Regions from separate parts of the Homo sapiens genome. Here region 2 is linked to region 1. A link is a loop called in an ENCODE intact Hi-C map of the cell type or tissue named here. Cell type or tissue: mammary epithelial cell. All regions are shown on one strand. Each heading gives the region's core, and the rest is flanking DNA. Links, peaks and the distances in the headings are about the cores only. Region 1 holds the start of HS3ST2 (heparan sulfate-glucosamine 3-sulfotransferase 2). Region 2 has its middle 130 kb from the start of HS3ST2.

The links. Hi-C counts contacts between places; a loop is a spot of excess contacts. Peaks named below come from ENCODE experiments on the same cell type or tissue, not always from the same donor. Only the 100,000 strongest peaks of a DNase experiment are listed, where the experiment ranks them.
Region 2: a loop joins it to region 1, with 13 times the contacts of the local background. A loop is called at or near these places in 3 of 110 quality-filtered maps.

Annotation. Positions count from the first base shown.
Region 1 is chr16:22,809,382-22,819,585 of GRCh38, forward strand. It overlaps HS3ST2 (heparan sulfate-glucosamine 3-sulfotransferase 2), which reads left to right and starts at 4,781. Exons shown (of 2, transcript NM_006043.2): 1 at 4,781-5,714. The coding sequence starts at 5,230. It overlaps LOC107984851 (collagen alpha-1(XVI) chain), which reads right to left and starts at 5,478. Exons shown (of 4, transcript XR_001752349.2): 1 at 5,326-5,478; 2 at 3,606-3,883; 3 at 2,902-3,020; 4 at 1-1,256. In mammary epithelial cell, for the core only: CTCF peaks have their summits at 3,947 (motif pointing right) and 4,848; DNase peaks (open chromatin) are centred at 4,110, 4,690, 5,410 and 7,300; H3K4me3 peaks cover 3,760 bases; H3K27ac peaks cover 2,452 bases.
Region 2 is chr16:22,943,697-22,953,900 of GRCh38, forward strand. No RefSeq gene overlaps it. Among named protein-coding and RNA genes, the nearest start is that of HS3ST2, 130 kb to the left of the region's middle. RefSeq lists enhancers at 5,320-5,369, 9,855-10,204. In mammary epithelial cell, for the core only: a CTCF peak has its summit at 5,280 (motif pointing left); a DNase peak (open chromatin) is centred at 5,265.

The DNA of each region.
Region 1 (10,204 bases), core at 775-8,774:
TACCTCACAGACCCTGCAGACCATGTGGCTCCACTTCACTGTCCTTTGCCTCATAGGAGTCACCCTCTTTGGGACATTTTCTCACATTTTTGCAAAACTCTGCTTTAGGGAACAGATTTGAAGCTTACACACTGAAATAAAACTGAATAACAAGGCTTGATTAGGCCCAAAGACTGAAGGGGAAGAAAATTTCCTATTTTATGATTTTAAATTCAAAGTCTTGAATGCAGGGCATTAGAGTGGGAAGGAAGATTCAAGAGAATGCTAATGTGAAAGAGAAATGGACTCAGAAAAAGAAAAGAAAGAGAGTGTAATGTGCTCTTTGGTTGCTATTCTATTTGAGCCCAGTTCTCCAGCCTTCTTCTTAATTTTGTGAGCTACCCCAAAGTTCCTTTCCTGTGTAAGATATCCCAAATCTCTTTTTTTCACTTCTAGTAACCCTTACTGTTTCATAAATAAAGAGCAATGGCAGTTAAGAATGAGAAGCAAAATAAATAAGATACAAGAAAAGTAGAGAAGTTGAAGAAAGTAACTGGATCCTATGACTGTCTCAAATTTGGAAGGGTTGCAGTCCTGATACATGCATATCCTTCAAAATAAGCCCCCCCACCTCCAACACTTTTTATTAAAATGGTATCTATTCCTTGCAACGGAGGGAGCAACTCTTTTTGTTTGTTTGTTGTATTGGTCAGCACTCTTTCAGTTGCAAGTGCTAACAGAAAGATAGCTAATCACTGCAGCAATAAAGTCCAGGGTCCATGCATTCCGCATGGCTAGATTCAGAGGTTCAAAGGATATTATCAGGAATCTAATTCTCCCTCCATCAGTTCTGCTCTCCTCTTTGTTGGCTTTATTGTTGGTTTCTCCTCTTGATAGCAGAGATGACCATTGGAAGCTTCAGGCTTATTTTAGATTAATTCATCATCTCAGAAAAAGAAGTTTCTCTTTTCCAATAGTTTTCACAAATGTTGTGTGGTTTATTCTCACTAGAAAGATTTGAGTTACTTTCAGTTCTTGAAATATAATTAGAAAGTGATGATGTCAGGCTTGGTCATATGCCTGTCTTTGAACTATGTTCAACCCATACAAACCACATGGGAATAAAAGAGGGAAAACTGTTTGTCCAAGGATGGCAAGGATTACTAGTTGTCCTCCATAACCATTCTTTAGTTCTTTCTTGATACCAAAATCTCAAAGTGTTAGCCAGGCATACAGCCATCCAGAATCAAGACTGCATTTTGAAGCATCTCTTGAAGCTAGAAAGTCAAATGATAAAATGCTGTCAAATTGAATACGAGTTGAAATAATACAGGCAACTTCCAAGAAATGTCCTTAAACAGATATGGCATGTCTTTACATATTTACTAATGACCAGAATGTGAACATTCTGGCTGCAGATGAATAAGTCATTGTAGACTATGTGGTGACTTTAGAATGGAGGAAATGCATGGTAGAGTAACAAGATAGAGGGAGCCTGGGTCCCAAACACTTTGGAGCTTCCATACAAGCCCTAAAGTACCTTCATCTGGACTTTCATGTGATTACAAAAATAAACATATACCTTGCTTAAGTGGGTGTTAATTGACAAACTACACAACCCAGCATAATCCTACCTGATACCCCCAAAGCAGAATCACGTTTGCTACTGTAAACAGATAAAGGTTTAGGAGATGGGCAGGTATGTCCAATGTCTCACTTCCTAAAAAATTCTATCCAAGTCAGTCATTACTCTGATTGGAAATTTGAAGAGGAAAATCTTCCTGGTTTTGATATATGTGAGTACCCAGGGATATCACAGTTTATGAATTCAAAGGTTAAAAATTATTTAAAAATTAAGCCAAGCACAGAATTATGAGAAATCATTATATTCATGTTTTATTTTCTAAGGGAAATAGTACTGATCACAGCAGATGACTCCACATTTAACCTTGTAATTTTAACAATGGAATACAAAAATAGCAGGTTCATGATGTGAATAATTGTTCAAAGTATATATAAGAGCTCCTTCCAGGCCAGGCATTGTGGCTCATGTCTGTAATTCTAGCACTTTGGGAAGCTGAGGCAGGAGGATCACTTGAGCTCAGGAGTTCAAGACCAGCTTGGGCAACACAGTAAGACTTCATCTCTACAAAAAATTAAAAAACTAGCTAGGTGTGGTGGCACATGCCTGTAGTCCTAGCTACTCAGGAGGCTGAGGCAGGAGGATCCCTTGAGCCCAGGAAGTGGAGGCTGCAGCATGAGCTATGATTGCACTACTGCATGCCAGCATGGTCAACAGAGTGAGACACTTCCCCTCACCCAAAAGAAGAAGAAGAACTCCTTTAAGTATATTTGTTTTGACATTTTTATTAACAATTAGAATGAGGAATTAATTAAATTGTGATCAACTGTGGAAATTACATGATGCCAAGTGAGTGGTTCATGCTTTGGGTAATGGAATCATAGAATCATGCAACATCTAAACTTTGAGAGACTTTTAAGGTGAATCATAGCGTCCCATTTTACAGCTGAGGAACCTGAGGCTTAAAGGGGGTCCACTTGCCCAAAGTACACCTGGAATAAAGGGTAAAGCTGGGATACAATCTTTCTACTTTTTCTTTTTGAATAAATGAAAGCTACCTCGTGGTTTGACTTCAAATAGACATTTAAAAAAAACTAGGGCAGCGAACTGATGAGACAAGATGAAATGCAATCAAGTCAAATCTATAAGGACCTACACATTGGGTCCAAAAAGGCCCACTGTACAAGCACAGTATGGGGTAGCTGTGCCTTAATCAGCAGCACTTGTAAGAAACATTTAGAGATGTTACTTGGCTGCAAGTTTGAGATGTCAGCAGTGTGATATAGCCACAAGAAAAAGATAATGGAGTCTTAGGTGGCATTACTAGAAATAGAACTTACAAAAGAGAGGTGAGAGTCCTGTTGAACTTTTCAATCCATATCTGAAATTCCTCGCGCAGTCCCAGGTGTGAGATTTTAGAAGAGACATAGACAAATTAGCTTACATCCAGGAGAGGAGCCTAGGATGGAATTATATGAATAATGGTCAAAGGAAGTTAGGAAGCTGCAAAGTGCTGTAACTAAGAGCTTGAATCTTGGAGTCAAGACTGCCCGGGTTTAATCCCAGCTCTGCCAGTTACTGTGTATATGTTTGTTAAATCTTCTTATCACTGCCTGTAGATTAGAAATTACAATAATACCTATCTCCAAAGATAAATGAGGTAGTGCATGTCAAGTGATTAGCGCATAACTCCCATAAAACAAGCACTCAATAAATGCTAGCTACTATTAGAATTAAGACAGCAAAGTGATGCCAGGGTAATGGTAACAACTTCATAGGTTGTGAATATTTAATCAGTTAACCCATGCCAGGTGCTTGATACAAAGTTGGCAGCTATTATTATTATCTGCCGTAGAATTGGTTTAAGGTTTCTAGGGATGGGACTAGTTTGGGGACAAAATATTTTCTGGTTTGGGCTAAGATCCACAGAACCTAATGATCAGTTTACAGCCTGAGGAAGGAAGTCAGTTATACCCTGATCAGGGTGGGGGTCATGGTGGTCATCTAGACATTCTATGGCTGGGTGGTGGTGGAGGGCACTCACCTTGTGAACACTCGGACATGGTGAATTGGCATTGGCATTGCTGTTGAAGGACAACTCAGCCGTGTTCTTAGCCATGGCCATTTAGGCCTGTTCTGATGCAGGGTTCTGATCCAAGGTACCAGTGTGGTCCCTCAGGGAAGTACTGGGGATCGTCACTTATGCCTGTTCTGGACATGGTCACCGAGAACTGTCCTGTAGGCATTCACTTAGGAATCATTCGAAGTGGAATTGCTCCTGGATACGTTCTCCTTGTACTCTGTTTCCTCCTCCTAGTGTCTCTGTGTGAAGAAGCCCTCCTCACTCAGCCCTCGGCGACCCTCTGGTACCCTGGACAGCTCCCCGGGGAGCAGTCTACCGCTAGGCGGCGGCTGCTAAGAGAGGAACCCTCCTGACGCGGAGTCTGCCGCTCCGGGGCTCGCTCTCCGGCAGGCCCGGGGAGAGGTGGGGTGACAATGGGTTGGGGTGCGCGCGTGCCTCATAGGTGCGAGACAGAGCGAGCCGCCGGGGTGTGAGTCAGCGCGCTGGGGGCTAAGAAGCTGGGTGAATAGTCACGGAATCTCACTCACGCTCGGCTCCTCCACCCATCCCGTCTACAGCGCGTGTCCCAGTCCAGGGCGTGCGTGCGCTCGGTGTCCGATTCCGGGCTGTGTGTGTCCATTTGGCGAGATGTCGAGAGCGGGGGGAGTGTCCTTGTCGGTGTATCTGGGCCCAGGTTAGGGGACTTCTCCTCCCCACCCCCGCGTGGGTGTGGGGGTGTGTCCGGGCTAGGGCGCGTGTGCTTCTGTGCCTGTGCGTGCGTGTGCGGGTCAGGGTGGTGGGACCGCGCATCAGGGCAGGGTGCCTGCGTCTGCGTCTGGGTCTGTCTGGTCTGCATGTCGGCGCGATCTCGACCTGGATTCGTGTCCCTGGATGTCGAGAGGCCAGCGTGGTGGGGGTGTCCAGCCTCCCGGAGGAGTACTATGCCTTGACACCTTCGTTTCACCGCCCCAAAGCTGGCCTGGGGCTCCGTAGGGAGTGGCCTGCATGGGGAGGGCCCGCGTGCTGTGTTTCTGGGAGGGGTAAGAGAGTGGGGGCGCAGGGGGCGGGCCAGGTCCCTGGGCGCGGCGCGGGCTCGGGGGACCCGCGCGGCTGACGTCAGGCCACTCCTTAAATAGAGCCGGCAGCGCGCTCCGCTCGGCATTTCCCGAAGAGCCAGATCGCGGCCGGCGCCAGCGCCACCGTCCGGTCCACCCGCCAGCCCGCACAGCCGCGCCGCCGCCGAGCGTTTCGTGAGCGGCGCTCCGAGGATCAGGAATGGGGCTTCGGGCGCTGGGCGCGCTCCGAACCCGGCGCACGTAAGAGCCTGGGAGCGCCCGAGCCGCCCGGCTGCCCGGAGCCCCATCGCCTAGGACCGGGAGATGCTGGAAATGCAACCGCCTGTTCCCCGAGGAGCCGCTGCCCCCGGGACCCCCTGGCACTGTGCGCACCCTGGTCAGCAGCCCCCGGAGAAGACGGCGCCCCCAACGCCCGACCCGCGTGGCCGTGGCAGCGCCACGCGAGCCCTCTAGGCGACCGCAGGGCCACAGCAGCTCAGCCGCCGGTGCCCCCTCGGAAACCATGACCCCCGGCGCGGGCCCATGGAGCCATGGCCTATAGGGTCCTGGGCCGCGCGGGGCCACCTCAGCCGCGGAGGGCGCGCAGGCTGCTCTTCGCCTTCACGCTCTCGCTCTCCTGCACTTACCTGTGTTACAGCTTCCTGTGCTGCTGCGACGACCTGGGTCGGAGCCGCCTCCTCGGCGCGCCTCGCTGCCTCCGCGGCCCCAGCGCGGGCGGCCAGAAACTTCTCCAGAAGTCCCGCCCCTGTGATCCCTCCGGGCCGACGCCCAGCGAGCCCAGCGCTCCCAGCGCGCCCGCCGCCGCCGTGCCCGCCCCTCGCCTCTCCGGTTCCAACCACTCCGGCTCACCCAAGCTGGGTACCAAGCGGTTGCCCCAAGCCCTCATTGTGGGCGTGAAGAAGGGGGGCACCCGGGCCGTGCTGGAGTTTATCCGAGTACACCCGGACGTGCGGGCCTTGGGCACGGAACCCCACTTCTTTGACAGGAACTACGGCCGCGGGCTGGATTGGTACAGGTAAGGACCAGGAGCTCCGCTCCGTGCGCCGGGTCTCTGATCGCTTCCATTGGGAGAGCCATCCGTCTCTTGTGTTTTCTCTTTCTTTTAACCCAACTCATTGTATGGGTTCAGGCTGACACACAGGGCCATGGGGGGCTATAGCAGAATTTACCCAGAACTTCCCAGTGATAATCTAGACGGGCAGTTTCTGGAACTGCAAAGGGCGTTCCCTCGTCACTGGAGTCGTTGGAAAAGGATTATCTCCAGTCAAACCTAAGTGCCAGCTAAAGGGCTAACTCCCTCTGTGACCAGCCCTTAGGGTGCCCAAGGAAGGGACAGGCGAGGACCTGTGCTGCCTGAACACGGCACCATCCTAACCCTCTGTAGGTCTTTGCTGGTACCCAGCCCCTGAAGGACCCTGAGAAAGATAAGGCAGTTCAGAGACCCCTTGCAGCAAGGCTCTGTTTGGGAAAGGTCCCCAGAGTTCAGGCCAAATGACAGTGCATCGCCAGAGGTCTCCAGTAAGAAAGATGCCTTAGGGAGTCTCAATCTCAAACCCAGGTATTTGCTGCTGTACTGGGGCTGAGACCCCCAGTAGCTCTGGCCCTGGTAGGTGGTCTTTGAGTAGTGGAAAGAGCCCTGGATTCGAGTCTTGGGTCTGTCACTTAAGCTTGAGCAAGTTTCTTAAACTCTATCAGCCTCTATTTTCTCATCCATCCCAATGGGCAGGAAAACAGCCCTTGCCCTGTATACCTTCCAAGGCTTTTCTGAAGTGCCTTAAAGGTGTAAAAAAGGCACTTCACTTTAAGTGATGCTTCTAAACCAGCAGCCAAAATGTGGAATTTGAAGGTGGGCCCTGCGGGTGAAGGCTAGCAAGGGTGCTAGGGGCAGCCAGTCATGCATAGACTGTCTATGCTTCCCATGCATGCCAGGGAGGAGAATTATCCCCACTGGGGGAGTCAAGGCACAGACCAAAGCTTCTGTGAGGTGGCAGCGTCCACGCCTCAATGCCTTTCTGCCTCCCTAGCCCTGTATGGTGCTGAAGTGTAGGACTGGCCCACATGTGGGTGGTGTAATGTCCCGGCTCCCTGTTAACACATAGGTCACAGAATTCTCACAATTCACCTGACCCTTTGAAGACTTTCTAGAAACATCTGCATAGTAATGACGTTGGGGAGGGGTAACATGGTAGCTGACAGAGTAGCTGAGGCTAAATCTGCTGTTTTTATCTACAGCTTTAGGCAGTAGAGGTCATATGCATATTGGACAAGGGACAACTTTGTTAGAAAGAGGACCCCACTGGGCTTATAATAGAGGGCCCTGGATTTACCAAAAGTAGGGGGACCGCAGGCCTGATTTAGCACCTTTGCAGGTTACTCCTGGCTCGCAATGGTTGTAGTTGTGGGGACGAGTGGGTCATGCATCATCCTTAGCAGGCAGACACATAGTCTGTCCCCATTGCAGCCAACCAGGGGCTAGCTAGCCTGTGGGTGGCCCCAGCACCATTATGTCTGGTTAATAGGGTAGGGTGGCACAGAGTGGCAGATCTGGCTTCATGCCAATGCCAATAGCCCACTGTGCTTTCCAAGCTGTGACTCATGGGCATCCCGTCTAGGTGCATGTGGACACTGTCTGAGTCAGATCCCGGGATGGAGGAGGCAAACACATTGAACAGCAGAGCCCAGAGTGGGTCAGCCATGACCACATTCGAATGCAGGCCAGCATTTCCTCGATGGAAAATCTGAAGATCATTATGACACCTTTTGCCAATGCGAAGTGCCTTTTAAGTGCAAAACAGCAAAATTCTGAGCATCTGGCTTTCAGATAGTGTGCCCTCCAATAAATACCTATGCCCTGAACCCAGACTCTCCTCCCTCCCCTCTCTTCCTTCCACCACTAAACAGCATACCTCAGGCTTCCATCCTGGAGCCCATGTCATTCAGGGATGGCTGCTTTTTATTTTTAACCTTGGCATGTGTGATTCTAAGCAAGCTTAGCTGTGAACCTTAGAGAGGGAAGCCATGTCTTATTTTTTATTTATTTATTTTTTTTTAGCACATTTGGATTCTGCTAAAATTCTCAGCTGAGTCTTGGTAGGTTTTATTTAACATCAAGCATGCTGACAGCTCTGCTTCTCTCTTCTCTCCCCCTCTACCACCTTTCCCCACTTTATATTTCTAAAAGACTATCCTAGAGGTCTGGTCGTAATTGCCCTCTCCCCATTGCTTGACCAGGAAGGCTGGGAGGCTCCAGTGTCAGGAAAAGGCTGTGTGGTTTGTGCTTCTTTCAGTTACAAATCCACACCCCTAGAGTCAAGTGTTTAGCTTGTGGATTGCCATTTCTGTGCAGGGTAATACTACCCCACTTAGATGCTGTTTCCATAACCTCCAGAACATCTTTCTGTATGTAAAGAACATTTTTGTACATTTCTTTTTATTATGACCAAGTCATACACATTAACTGCAGAAATCATGGGGATTTCTGGAATCTTTTAAAACCCATGTTCTTACTTTCTTCCTGAATCCCATGAGCTAGGTACGGTGGGTGACAGGATGTTCCGCTCTCTGTCCACTGCCTTGTCAGTTCACAGCTTGCCATCATAAAGCCAGGGTCCACTGGGCAGACATAGCCAAAGAACCCTTGCACCCATTGGAGTGGACTGTGCTTTCCAAAGGGGGAGGTGCAGAGTTGCAGGCAGTGTGGATCTTAGTATGATCTGCCCACATCAAAGCCCCTGGTGATAACTTCCTGATCAGGAGGCTGAAATCCAGATAGTGGAAAAATCAAAAGCTTTACCCTTAACCCAAAGGAGGGGCTTCTTTCTGTGGGTAAATGGAGATAAAGCTGAAGGCCGAGTGATATAGCCAGAAAGACACCATCATTTGGAGAGACCAGGAGACAGAGTCTGCACCTTCTTGTCCTTAGCCTGATCCTTCTTGGGAACCACTCCCGTTCAGGCCACTACCAGAGAGCCCAGCCTTCTGCAGTGGGTTCTCTCCAATTTGCTGTCTTTCTGCCATGCCATCTCTGATGCTTACCTCAACTATGTGTCTGGCCTGGGTTCTCCCCCACCCACATTTCCTCCCCGAGGTAAGAGCTGCAGGGTGGTATCTCCTAGCTGCTTGGACAGGTGGGCAAAGCAACACCAGGCTGATGAGGGAACCAGGACAGGGAACCACAGTCAGAAGACCAGAGGTGGTCACCTAGGTGCTGTATGATTTGAAGAAAGGTGATTCTCCCAAGTCTCAGCTTCCTCATCATGGAATGGGACCTGTAGTAACTATCCTAGAAACGTGTTGTGAAGAATAAATGCAAAACTGTACATGAAATTGCCCTGGAAAATTCTATGATATATAAAGACAAGGCAGTAATGTTACTACTGTTATTGCTACTAATTACTACAACACTCCTGTTATCACTATTAGTTCTGTTAGTATTAAAAATATTAGTTTCTGATGCTGCTGCTGTTACTAAATCGGGCTGAGGAATTAATCAATTGCTATAAAGATAGTTCCATACTTTCCTCTTTATTCCTTCCCTTCCCTTCCTCCTTCCCTCTCTCCCCTTTCCCTTCTCCTTTTCCTTCCTTCCTTCCTTCCTCCCTCCCTCCTTGCCTGCCTTCCTTCCTTCCCTCCTTCCTTCCTTCCCTCCCTCCCTCCTTCCCTTCCTTCCTTCCTTCCTTCATTCCTTCCTTCCCTCCTTCCTTCCTTCCCTCCCTCCCTCCCTTCCTTCCTTCCTTCCTTCCTTCCTTCCTTCCCTCCTTCCTTCCTCCCTCCCTCCCTCCCTCCCTTCCTTCCTTCCTTCCTTCATTCCTTCCTTCCTTCCTTCCCTCCTTCCTTCCTTCCCTCCCTCCCTCCCTCCCTTCCTTCCTTCCTTCCTTCCTTCCTTCCTTCCCTCCTTCCTTCCTTCCCTCCTTCCTTCCTCCCTCCCTCCCTCCCTCCCTTCCTTCCTTCCTTCCTTCATTCCTTCCTTCCTTCCTTCCCTCCTTCCTTCCTTCCCTCCCTCCCTCCCTTCCTCCCTCCCTCCCTTCCTTCCTTCCTTCCTTCCTTCCTTCATTCCTTCCTTCCTTCCTTCCTTCCCTCCTTCCTTCCTTCCCTCCTTCCTTCCTCCCTTCCTCCCTTCCTTTTCTCTTTCCTTCCCTCCTTCCATGTTAACAGAAAGTCAGTTCACATATCTGGGTGTCAGTCTGCTCACCTGTGAAATGGCAATGATGCCTGAACTGCTTTGCAACCTTATAAAAATCAAGTAAGACTATCTACATGAAAATGTTTTTCCAAATCTAAGGTTATCTTTAGGATGCTCTCCATTCTAAGGAAGTTTGGATGTGAAATAGACTCTTCAGGGTCATCTTTTATAAACAGATATAAGCTTTGCTGTGTGTAGTAGTTTTTAGAGTCACAGGGAAAGCTGAGATATGTCTGAAGTGTTCTCAATTTTGCTGGTGTTTCGGTATGGCAGGGGAATGTGTGTGTGGAGGAAGTGTATCTTTTCTAAATGCATTGAAATGC
Region 2 (10,204 bases), core at 1,513-9,512, 140 kb after region 1:
CTAGAGGGATATCACAGAAAACAAGATAGCCAAAGTGTCTCCTGGGCATAACCTTTTAGAGTAGAGGACATAGGATAAATAAATAGGCAAATAAATTGATGACATAAAGAAAAGAAAGAACAGTAGGGGGATACAGAAGGATGAGGGGCTGTATTTTACGTAGGCTGATCAGGGAAAGTCTCCCTGATGAGGTGACTTTAAGCAGAGATCAGGATGACAAGAAGATGGGAAGGGAATAACATTTCGGGCAGAGAGAGTAGCAAGTGGGATCGCACTGGGTGAATGAATAACTGAAAGGAAGCCCGTATGGCTGAGTGGCAAGTCCTGAGGACAAGAGGATAGGAGATGAGGTCAATGAGACATGAAAGGGCTGGAATCTGTAGAGCCTCTAGTCATTGCAGGAATTCTGACTCTCTTCTAAGTGCCATGAGAAACCATGAGAGAGTTTTAATCAGAAGAGTAACATGATTTGTTTCAGAAAGATCTCTCAAGTTCAGTGTGCAAAATGGATTGTAGGGGGAGAGATGAGCATGCGACCAAGGCCATCTGGGAGGCTGGGGCAGTGGTGCAGGCAGGAAATGATAGTGGCTTGGATCAGGGTGTGGGCAGCAGAGATGGAGAGAAAGGGACACATTCAGTATGTATTTTGGAGTTGGAGGCGGCAGGTCATGCTGAAGCACAGGATGTTGAGGAGGAGGGAAAGAAAGGAACCAAGCATATTTAAGACATTGTCCCTATTCTAGAGAAATCCACAGTAGATTACAAAAGACCCCTTCCCACACCCAGGCAAAGTAGAGGTCAAGGTCTCATCTATTTCACACTCACACATCTTTATTATTATCAGTCTCTAGTCTTTGCTCTAAGAAACTTCTGAAATCCTTTATTTTCTATTAAATGCCAAGGACCAGTTTCTTATTACCTGGCTTGGAACTTTCCAGAAAGATGTATGTTTACACGCTCTGGTTGCCTGCTCATGACAATCTAAAGCTTAGATTTCTACCCAGGTGGTCTCATGGGCTGGAAAAGACTTCCACCAAACTGGGATCTCTTTGGGTTTGAGGAAAAGCAGCCTCGGTAGTGGAAGGGATAGTGGTTGGATTTCAACTCCAGCATCCCAATGACACCAGCCTCTGCACAAATTCTTCCCAGCGATGGTGAGCTCATTACCTCCAAATGGCTTTAATCACTTTGACTACTAGCTCAACTTCCCTGGTGAAAACTGTTCTGTGAACCAAATATGAGAGTTCATACATCTCTTACTTGAACTTATTTTTCTTCAATGCAAAAGGAGGTGGAAGAAGATCAGGAATTGAGGTCTTGAGAAGAAACAGAGATTGAATAGTCCCTGGACAGTGTCTTCCATTCTCTCTCAGTTTTGCTTCATTTACTAGATGACCCTTTCTGAGGGAAGATGAGAATAACCCTCTATACATGCAGTGATGACAAGGTGCATTAGTCAGCATAAGCCAGTTGCTGTAACAAACAATCTCAACATCTTAATAACAATAAAACTTTGTGTCTATCTTGCTTAAACCACAGTCTGTGGCAGGGTAAAGATGGCCAAACATTCTTTTTGGCCATTCTTTTGGTTGAGAGGGGAGATCCTTTTCCCTTCCCTGGAACCTATGATCAAATCTATGATTGATTGGATCAAAGAAATTTGTCAGAAGAGATGCTGTGCCCTTTTTAGGCCTTTAAGAGAGGCCAGACAGCCTCTGCTTGCACTCTTGAGGGGATGCTTTCCCCATGTGAGAAGTCAGATTACTCTGAAATTACCATATTGTGAGGAAGCTGAAGCCAGTCACAAAAAAGGCCACGTGAAAAGAAAGTGAGTAAGAGAAAGAGAGGTGCTGGCTGGCACCCAGCTGTTTCAGCCATCTCAGCACAACCCCCACACATGTGATGAGAGAAGCTATCTGGGACATTCCAGTCCACATCTCTGTGCCTGTCTCCCTCATCCTAGCTCAAGCTTCAAGTAACCCCCAACACCATCTTTCTTGGCTATCACCCAGATAAGATGGCCCCAGCTTCTGTGAGCAGGAATTCAGACAACAGAGGCCTCATGAGAATAGCATGGGCTTCTTTAGCTTTGTAAAGACAACATCTCCACGTGTGTGTGTGTGTGTGTGTGTGTGTGTGTGTGTGTGTGTGTGTGGTGTTAATATGTGCAGGATGTCCAGAGGTCAGAGGTAACCCCAGCAAAACCCCCAGGAAAACCATGATACACAAACTTGCTGTTTTTTTTTTTTTTTTTCAAAATTGCTCTATTTTATTTTATTTTATTTTATTTTTTTGCCCACAGCTTTATTCAAAATTTCTTTCTTATAGACACTTTGGTTGCTTTTCCAACCAAATTATTATATTAGCCATGGGTAATTCACTTCCCAATTGGTCTCTGTTGCTCACATTAACAATTCTTACTATTTAGTTACTGAGTTCTATTGGGTGCATTGCAGTGACTAGCTACAGAGCATGCTGTTAAGACCCAAACTCAAAAACCCAAATTGCCTAGGTTTGAATTCAGGCCATGCCACTTATTACCTGCGGGACCTTGAACAAGTTACTTGACTTCTCTGGTTCTCAGTTCTTCATCTGGAAATGTGGATAATAAGACTACCTACTTCACAGAGTTACTGTAGGGATCAAATGAATTAATATATATCAAGCAGTTAGTACGGTGTCTGGCACAAATATTAACTTTTATTGATAATGTGAATGTGACCAGCAAGGATGAGGTGCTGAGTTGTGATTGGTTGAACTGGCTTAGAATCTGATCGATCCTAATGTCCATGAGTGTTGGTGGTTCTTAGATTGGGTTCCCTAGGAGCCTCAAAATAATGATTCATCTGAAGGTAATTTACTAGGCATGCTCTTAGGAAAAGCCTGCAGGGGAGTAGAAAGTAGGACTGGGAAGGGAAGGAATGAAGTCAGGATGTGGCATCAAGCAGAGTAGATTCTGCTTATGCAGCAGAACCTAATCCTAACAAAACAATGATGCATGGTCACAGCTCTGTGAACTCCACTGTATCTGTATTAGTTAGGTTTCATGCTGCTGATAGACACATATCTGAGACTGGGTAATTTATAAAGAAAAAGAGGTTTAATGGACTCACAGCTCCACGTGGCTGGGGAGGCCTCACAATCATGGCAGAAGGTGAAGGGCATGTCTTATGTGGCAGCAGGCAAGAGAGAATGAGAGCCAAGAAAAAGGGGTTTTCCCTTATAAAACCATCAGCTTTCATGAGACTTATTCACTACCATGAGAACTGTATGGGGAAAACTGCCCCCACGATTCAATTATCTCCCACTGGGTCCCTCCCACAACAGGTGGGAATTATGGGAGCTACAATTCAATATGAGATTTGGGTGGGGACACAGCCAAACCATATCAATATTTCAACTTCACTATGTCTTAATATTACTCTAGTTAACCTTTATTGAGCAAATGTCATGTGCCAGGCTCCATGCTAAGTGATTTACATACATTATCTCATCTAATTTTCCCAACCTGATGAGCTATTACATAATACGTCCTAACAGGTAAATGATACATCAACATTTTCATTTGTTTTATGTAAATATCTAATGATGTTGAGTTTATTAGATTCTGCAGATGAAATATCCCCAGACACATTGTCATCTTCTAAATAATGCTGAGAAGATATGTACATTTATATATTGGCCAACACACACTTCTCTAGTGCAATGAAATTTGAACCACAGTGATGTGCAATTGCAGATTCTTCATTCTTAAAAGAGGCTAAAAACATCTAATTGTAATGAAGTTTGATGCCCATGATTTGGCAAGGCCCAAGGCCAGTGATGCCCTGAAGGTTTCATGCTGTGCACTAATTGATCAGAGTGTGGAGCACCACATTGAGTCTATCTAGGCTTAGCGGGAACGATTGTGTGGATCGATTAGTCCTCTGCATGGCTTAGGATCGGCAGCAAACTGTGTGTGCCAATCCTGTAACAGCAACAACAACTCGAGGAAGCTACTTTATAATTCCATTTTGCGGATGAGGAAACTGAGGCCCAAGGAAATAATTTTCCTAAAGTCACAGTTAGTAAGAGGCAAAGCTTGAATCACCCCTAAGTGTGTTGGGTGCAGGGCTGATGCTGGCAGCTCTCATGTTATTATGACAGCACCCCCTAATGTGACACCAACCCCTGTCTGGACCTTCAGCAGAAACGGGATAATGAGGGCTGCTTCTGGTTGGAGTTGCAGCCCCTTTCAGCTCCAGAATCCAAGTTCCACTTTTCTGAGCCCATCCTCCAAACACTTCCAACCACCCCAAGAGTTCCTAGGATCTGGGGGCTCCAGGTGGAGTCTCCTCCTTCCCCAGCATTCCGCGGGACTGGGAGGACTTGTCGTGGCCTGGCTTCCAGAGCATGCCTTTTGGCATGGCCGATCCCCAGCGGACCCTCCACCCCGACCGCACTGCACTCAGGGTCGTGCAGGTCCAGCACTCCAGTCCTGTCCTCCCCGGGTGAGGATTGATCCCGGCGCTTCCCTCAGCCACCTCTGTCGAGAGATGCAATTTACCACCAGCTCGGAGGTCACCGTAGAGGAACCCGGCCGCCTGCAGGCGCTTTTCTGCTGCTGCAAAAACCACTGAAAGGGCCACTTTGTGAGCCGCAGCGCTGCTTTCACAATCAGAGGAGCAGCCATGGGTCCGCAAGCTCTGGAGCCTCCTTGCGACTCCCCAGTAGGCTCGAAATCCCAGAAACCTCGGCTGCACCCCGCTCCGCGCATTCAGGAGAGGCTATGCCAGGACTGGCGGGCAGAGCGCAGCCTGCACGCGCGCCCCATGGCGCAGGATGGGGAGGAAGACGCCACAGAGACCTGCCGACACTCGTCATCCCTAAGCTGCCTGCACCCCTGCTTTGGGCCAGGCATGCCTGAGCGACTCACTCCCCTTTCGATCTTTGTATTAATAGCAGCTCTGTGAGGGAGCAGGTACTGTTACTATCGTGCCCATTTCTCAGAGGGCAAAACTGAGGCTCTGGGAAGTTAAATGACTTTCCGGAGGTTTCTCAGCAGGAAGGAGCAAAAACCTGGATTTAAACTCGAATAGTTCAACTCCAGAACCAATGGTTTTAAGGTAATCCCGGGTGACTCCACAGCACCCACAGTTTGATAAAGATAAAGTCACGATTTCAGCCTCAAAAGCCAACTGCACAGGGATCATGCGCCACGTGGCTTAACAGCAACAAAGGTGACAGATCCTTGGCCATAAGCCCTTCCCACTCTGGTCGCCTGTTCAACTGCGCCACCTACAGGTTGAGTTGCTCACTGTTTCTTTGGAGCCACATGGAGTTCGTTCATTCCTTCCTTCGTTCGTTCGTTCATTCATTCATTCATTCATTCATTTGACGTGTCATTCCACAGACATTTATTAATTTCTGTTCTGAGCCAGGAGCACGGAACTGGGCAGGATGCTGGGGTACAAAAGATGTCTATAGTCTAGCACAGGAGACAGACAAACTACCATAATACAGGATCAACTGATAGTGAAAAGGGAGAGAAGGAAGGAGGGCTGCCTGGAGGAGCAGTCTTTTCAGTTAAGATCTGAAGGATGAGTAGAAGTTATCCAGGCAAAGTATGGTCAAGAAGTGTGTACCAGGGCCAGGCACAGTGGCTCACGCCTGTAATCCCAGCACTTTCAGAGGCCAAGGCGGGAGGATGACTTGATGCCAGAAGTTCCAGACCAGACTGGGTGACACAGTAAGATCCTGCCTCTACAAAACAAATTTTTAAAAAATTAGCCAAGCATAGTGGCTCACATCTGTGGTCCTAGTTATTCAGGAGGCTGAAGTGGGAGGATCACTTGAGCCCAGGAGTTGGAGGCTACAGTGAGCTATGATTGTACCACTGCACTCCAGCCTAGGTGACAGAGCAAGACCCTGTCAAAAGAAAGAAAAGGAAAGAAGGAAGGAAGGAAGGAGGGGAAGGAGGGGAAAGAGGGGAAGGAAGGAAGGAAGGAAGGAAAGAAGGACAGAAGGAAGGAAGGGAGGGAGGGAGGGAGAGAAGGAAGGAAGGGAGGGAGGAAGGAAGGAAGGAAGAGAAATATGTTCCAGGCAGAAGAAACAGCATGGATGAAGACCCCAGGGTGAGCACAGACACAGCACAGACTCTCAGTCCTCAGTTATAAGAGGAACCAAGCCAAGTTCCACGTGACTGACACACAAAGTAAGAGATGCCAATGAGTGGCTTCCATGTTTTCTGTCATCTCACTGCCTCCATTATTTGAGATGGCCAATCGAGGTTGTCTCAGCCTTATGCAAAGCATAATGCAAGTATAGTTTGAGGCAAGGGTGCAGTCATAGCTCATGGTAACCTCAAAACAGCCTGCCTTCTACACAGGAAAACCTGAGCCCCCTCTGGAGAGAGGAAGAGTGGTAAGAAGTGGTGGGGGAGGAGAGCAGCTCATAATGGGTCTTGCAAGTCAGGTTAGCTCATTTGGCCTTTTTTGAGCAAATGGCAAATGGCAAATCATTAAATGTGTGGTGATAGGACACTAGACCAGCTTCTCCTTCTCACTGGAGAACTCTGGGAACAGAGAGACCGCTTGGCTGCCTTTAGGTTCCTAGGAAGCCTGGACCAACAAATGCATGCTTCTCAGTTTGGAACTTGTAACTGAGTCCAGACTTGGACCGCTCACTGCGTAACAGCCAGTAAGTTGAGAGACAAGTAGTCAGAGCAAGGAAAGCGACTGTATTTTGGAAAGCCAGCAAGCTGAGAAGACGGCAGACCAATGTCCTAAGAAGCTGCCTTAAAAGGCATGAATCTGGGCTGGGCACGGTGGCTCACGCCTGTAATCCCAGCACTTTGGGAGGCTGAGGCAGGCGGATCATGAGGTCAGGAGATCGAGACGATCCTGGCAAACACGGTGAAACCCCGTCTCTACTAAAAATACAAAATTAGCTGGGCATGGTGGCACGCACCTGTACTCTCAGCTACTTAGGAGGCTGAGGCAGGAGAATCGCTTGAACCAGGGAGTCAGAGGTTGCAGTGAGCCAAGATCGCCACTGGACTTGAGCCTGGTGACAGAGCGAGACTCCGTCTCAAAAAAATAAAAAAATAAAAATAAAAAAGGCATGAATCTGAAGCTTCTTTTTATATTGGGGAAGGGGGAACAAGGTGGGGTTGAGCTCAGTGGGAACTGGTGACCACAGACATCTGGGCATCAGCAGGAGTCCGAGGAGGTTGCAGAACTTCTTTGTCCTTGGTCAGATCACGATGCCCCTATAAATATTTAATTCAACATTGTTGTTTGTATGTACATCCTCATCTCCTTGGGTTTTAGTTTTGGGAAGGGGCCACTCTCATCCTTGCTTTGAAATTAAATTAGAAACAACATTTGTCCCATAGTTAGCTTGGCCTATGTGCAGGATTGAGCAAAGGCAGTTCTCTTGTGAGGTTAGAAGCAAGATGGAGCCAGCTACGTCAGATTTCTGTCACTGTTACAAAATCATATGACTTCTTTTTTCGAGGGCGGAGGAGGATGTTGAAGGCAGTCGCTCTAAAGGCCAGGAAAGGAGAGGATGTTTCTGCCCATTGCCATTGGTCTATCAGCACCCATTGTCCCCTGGAGCAGGACCCGAGGGAAGGACTCAGTCCAGAGCTGCTCACACTTTGCCAACCTTGCCCCAACCATCTCCAGCTGCCTCATAAGCCTCCTTCTCCTAATAGAGACCAAGGGGCCCCTGCAACAGAGATACCCCAACTTCCTCCTCTCTGCAACCAGATTCTTGAGCATCTTCCTGCTCTCCTTCCAGACCTCGTCTCCACTCCAGGAGAAGCATCTCCTCTTTTCCTTTGAGTCTAACTTCTCTGTCCTGTTTTCCAAGACTGACTTCCACCTATTGTCCCATCTCTCTTGAGTCTTCAATATTTTTTTCATCCTCCCCCTGCCAATGGGCATACTTAAGTTTCCAGAATTAAACAAACAACTCTTTTTTTCATCCTGGCCACCATCTTTCCTTTTCTCTCTCCTTTTCTCTACTGTCACACTTTTCTCCACAAAAGCAACCTCTGTTCATGGCCCTGCTTCCTCATGCTAGGGAAGTTTGTGTAACATCAACAAGGCTACCACTCCTTAAGCATTCCCTATCTGCCAGTTCTGTGTCACTTTGTATACATCGAGCTCATTCATTTCTAATACAGCCATGTGAATTTTGATCATCCTCATTTTACAGATAGGGAAACTGAGGCTCAGGGGAGGGACAATGAAGTCAATTGCTTAGTCATACTACTGGCTCCAAAGCCTGCCTCTAACCACTCTGCTCCACTGCCCTAATGGGCATCCTATGAGAGTAGCCGCCTGTCATTCCTTGATGTATCCCTAGTATACTTGAGGCATTCAGTAAATATTTAGTGACTGAATCAATGTTCAAATACTTTAATGACTTTTTGCCAGCTTGTCTAGAGGCCTTTCCTGCAAAGTTTTATAATTTAGTCATAAATATATTTGGTTGTAATGTTATATGTTTCATTATGTCTCGTGATCCCAAAATTACTTTATGAATTAAATATCTTGAAAAATAGAGTGGAATTCAATACAATTCTGAACCCATCTACCACATGTCTTCATCCTTGCTGTCAAAATGCCAGTGCCTTCTTAAACAGGAGAGAACATTGACTACATACAAACTTGGTTTAGCTCATGAAGTTTACTCAGACATGCATAGTACAAAACAAAAAAAAATCAAGGAGACAAAAATAATCAAAAGGGATGAATTTAGTAAATCCTGTACAAAATGCTGCAGGTCTGAAAATATTTATTGGAAGAAATATACACATTCAAGAGAGGTTATTCAGCAGACAGAAGAGAAAAAAGGCACCACAAAGATAAAGTGGTACAAATTTGGAAAAATGTTTCACAGAAGTAAAAAATTGTTTGAAATTCCTTTAGGCAAAGTGAAGAAAATATCCTTTCATTTATAAGACCAGGAAACCAAGTGACTGGCTGCAGATAAATGAGCTAGTGTCAATCAGAATGGGTTAAGTCCTGCTGCAGGAACAATCTCAAATCTTAGTGGCTTGACACAGCGAAGGTTATTTCTTGTTCATTTCACATTTCCAGCACAGGTTGATAACTGCTCCATGTTATCTTAATTCTGGGACTCTGGTTGATAGCACATCCTCTACTTAAAATATTACTAAGAGAGGCCGAGCGTGGTGCCTTACGCCTGTAATCCCAGCACTTTGGGAGGCTGAGGCGGGAGGATCACAAGGTCAGGAGTTCAAGACCAGCTTGGCCAACATAGTGAAACCGCATCTCTACTAAAAATACAAAAAAATTAGCCAGGCATGGTGGTGCGTGCCTGTAGTCCCAGCTACTAGGGAGGCTGAGGCAGGAGAATCACTTGAACCTGGGAAGCAGAGGCTGCAGTGAGCTGAGATCAAGCCACTGCACTCCAGCCTGGGTGACAAAGCGAGACTCCATCTCAAAAAAAATAAAAAAAAAAAAGAATACGACGAAGAGGTTCTTAACTGTGTACTAGCTTTTAATGGTTCTGCTTAGAAGTGACACAAGTCATTTCTGCTTACATTTAATTGACCAAAGCAAATTTCGTGGCTAAGAAGGAATGATTGGGCTCCTGGCAATCTCTGCAATATTGTTCTCCACCTTGCTGCCACAATCCTGAATGTGGACACATCTGCCTTCTCCTACCCTCCCCTACTGGCCTTTGTGGTGCTACCCTGTCTTGCTATGTCCATCTTTGCATCAAGACTTCTGGGTCTTGGAGGCTGGCCTCTCTTCCTCCTCCTTTACCCCAAAGTGCTTCTCAGCTTTCTGCTCTCCTTGCCCAGAGGTGACATGTAAGCCACATCCAGCAAAAAAGATGTGTTTTGTTTGGCCCATACAGGGTTGCTCATATTGTTTGTAATTTGTTCCCAATATTTAAAAACCAAACTGAATGCTCTTCTTCAATTAATTGGAGGATCTGGCCACACTGGACCACATTCCTTTGTGGACACAGGTAGCTCAGCTGAGTAAAGCTGGCCCTGTAGAGGAAGCAGGTGCTTGCATCTCTCCCTGGGCCCACCTGGTCCGCTGATGCTACTTATGTTACTGAATAAGCCACCCGGGAGCTCCAGATTTCCCCCCTGGGAAGGGGGAATCGCCTTAATTTAGTTGGTATCTACATGCAAATGACAATTTAAATCACAGTGCAGTCATGATCTCTTACCTGC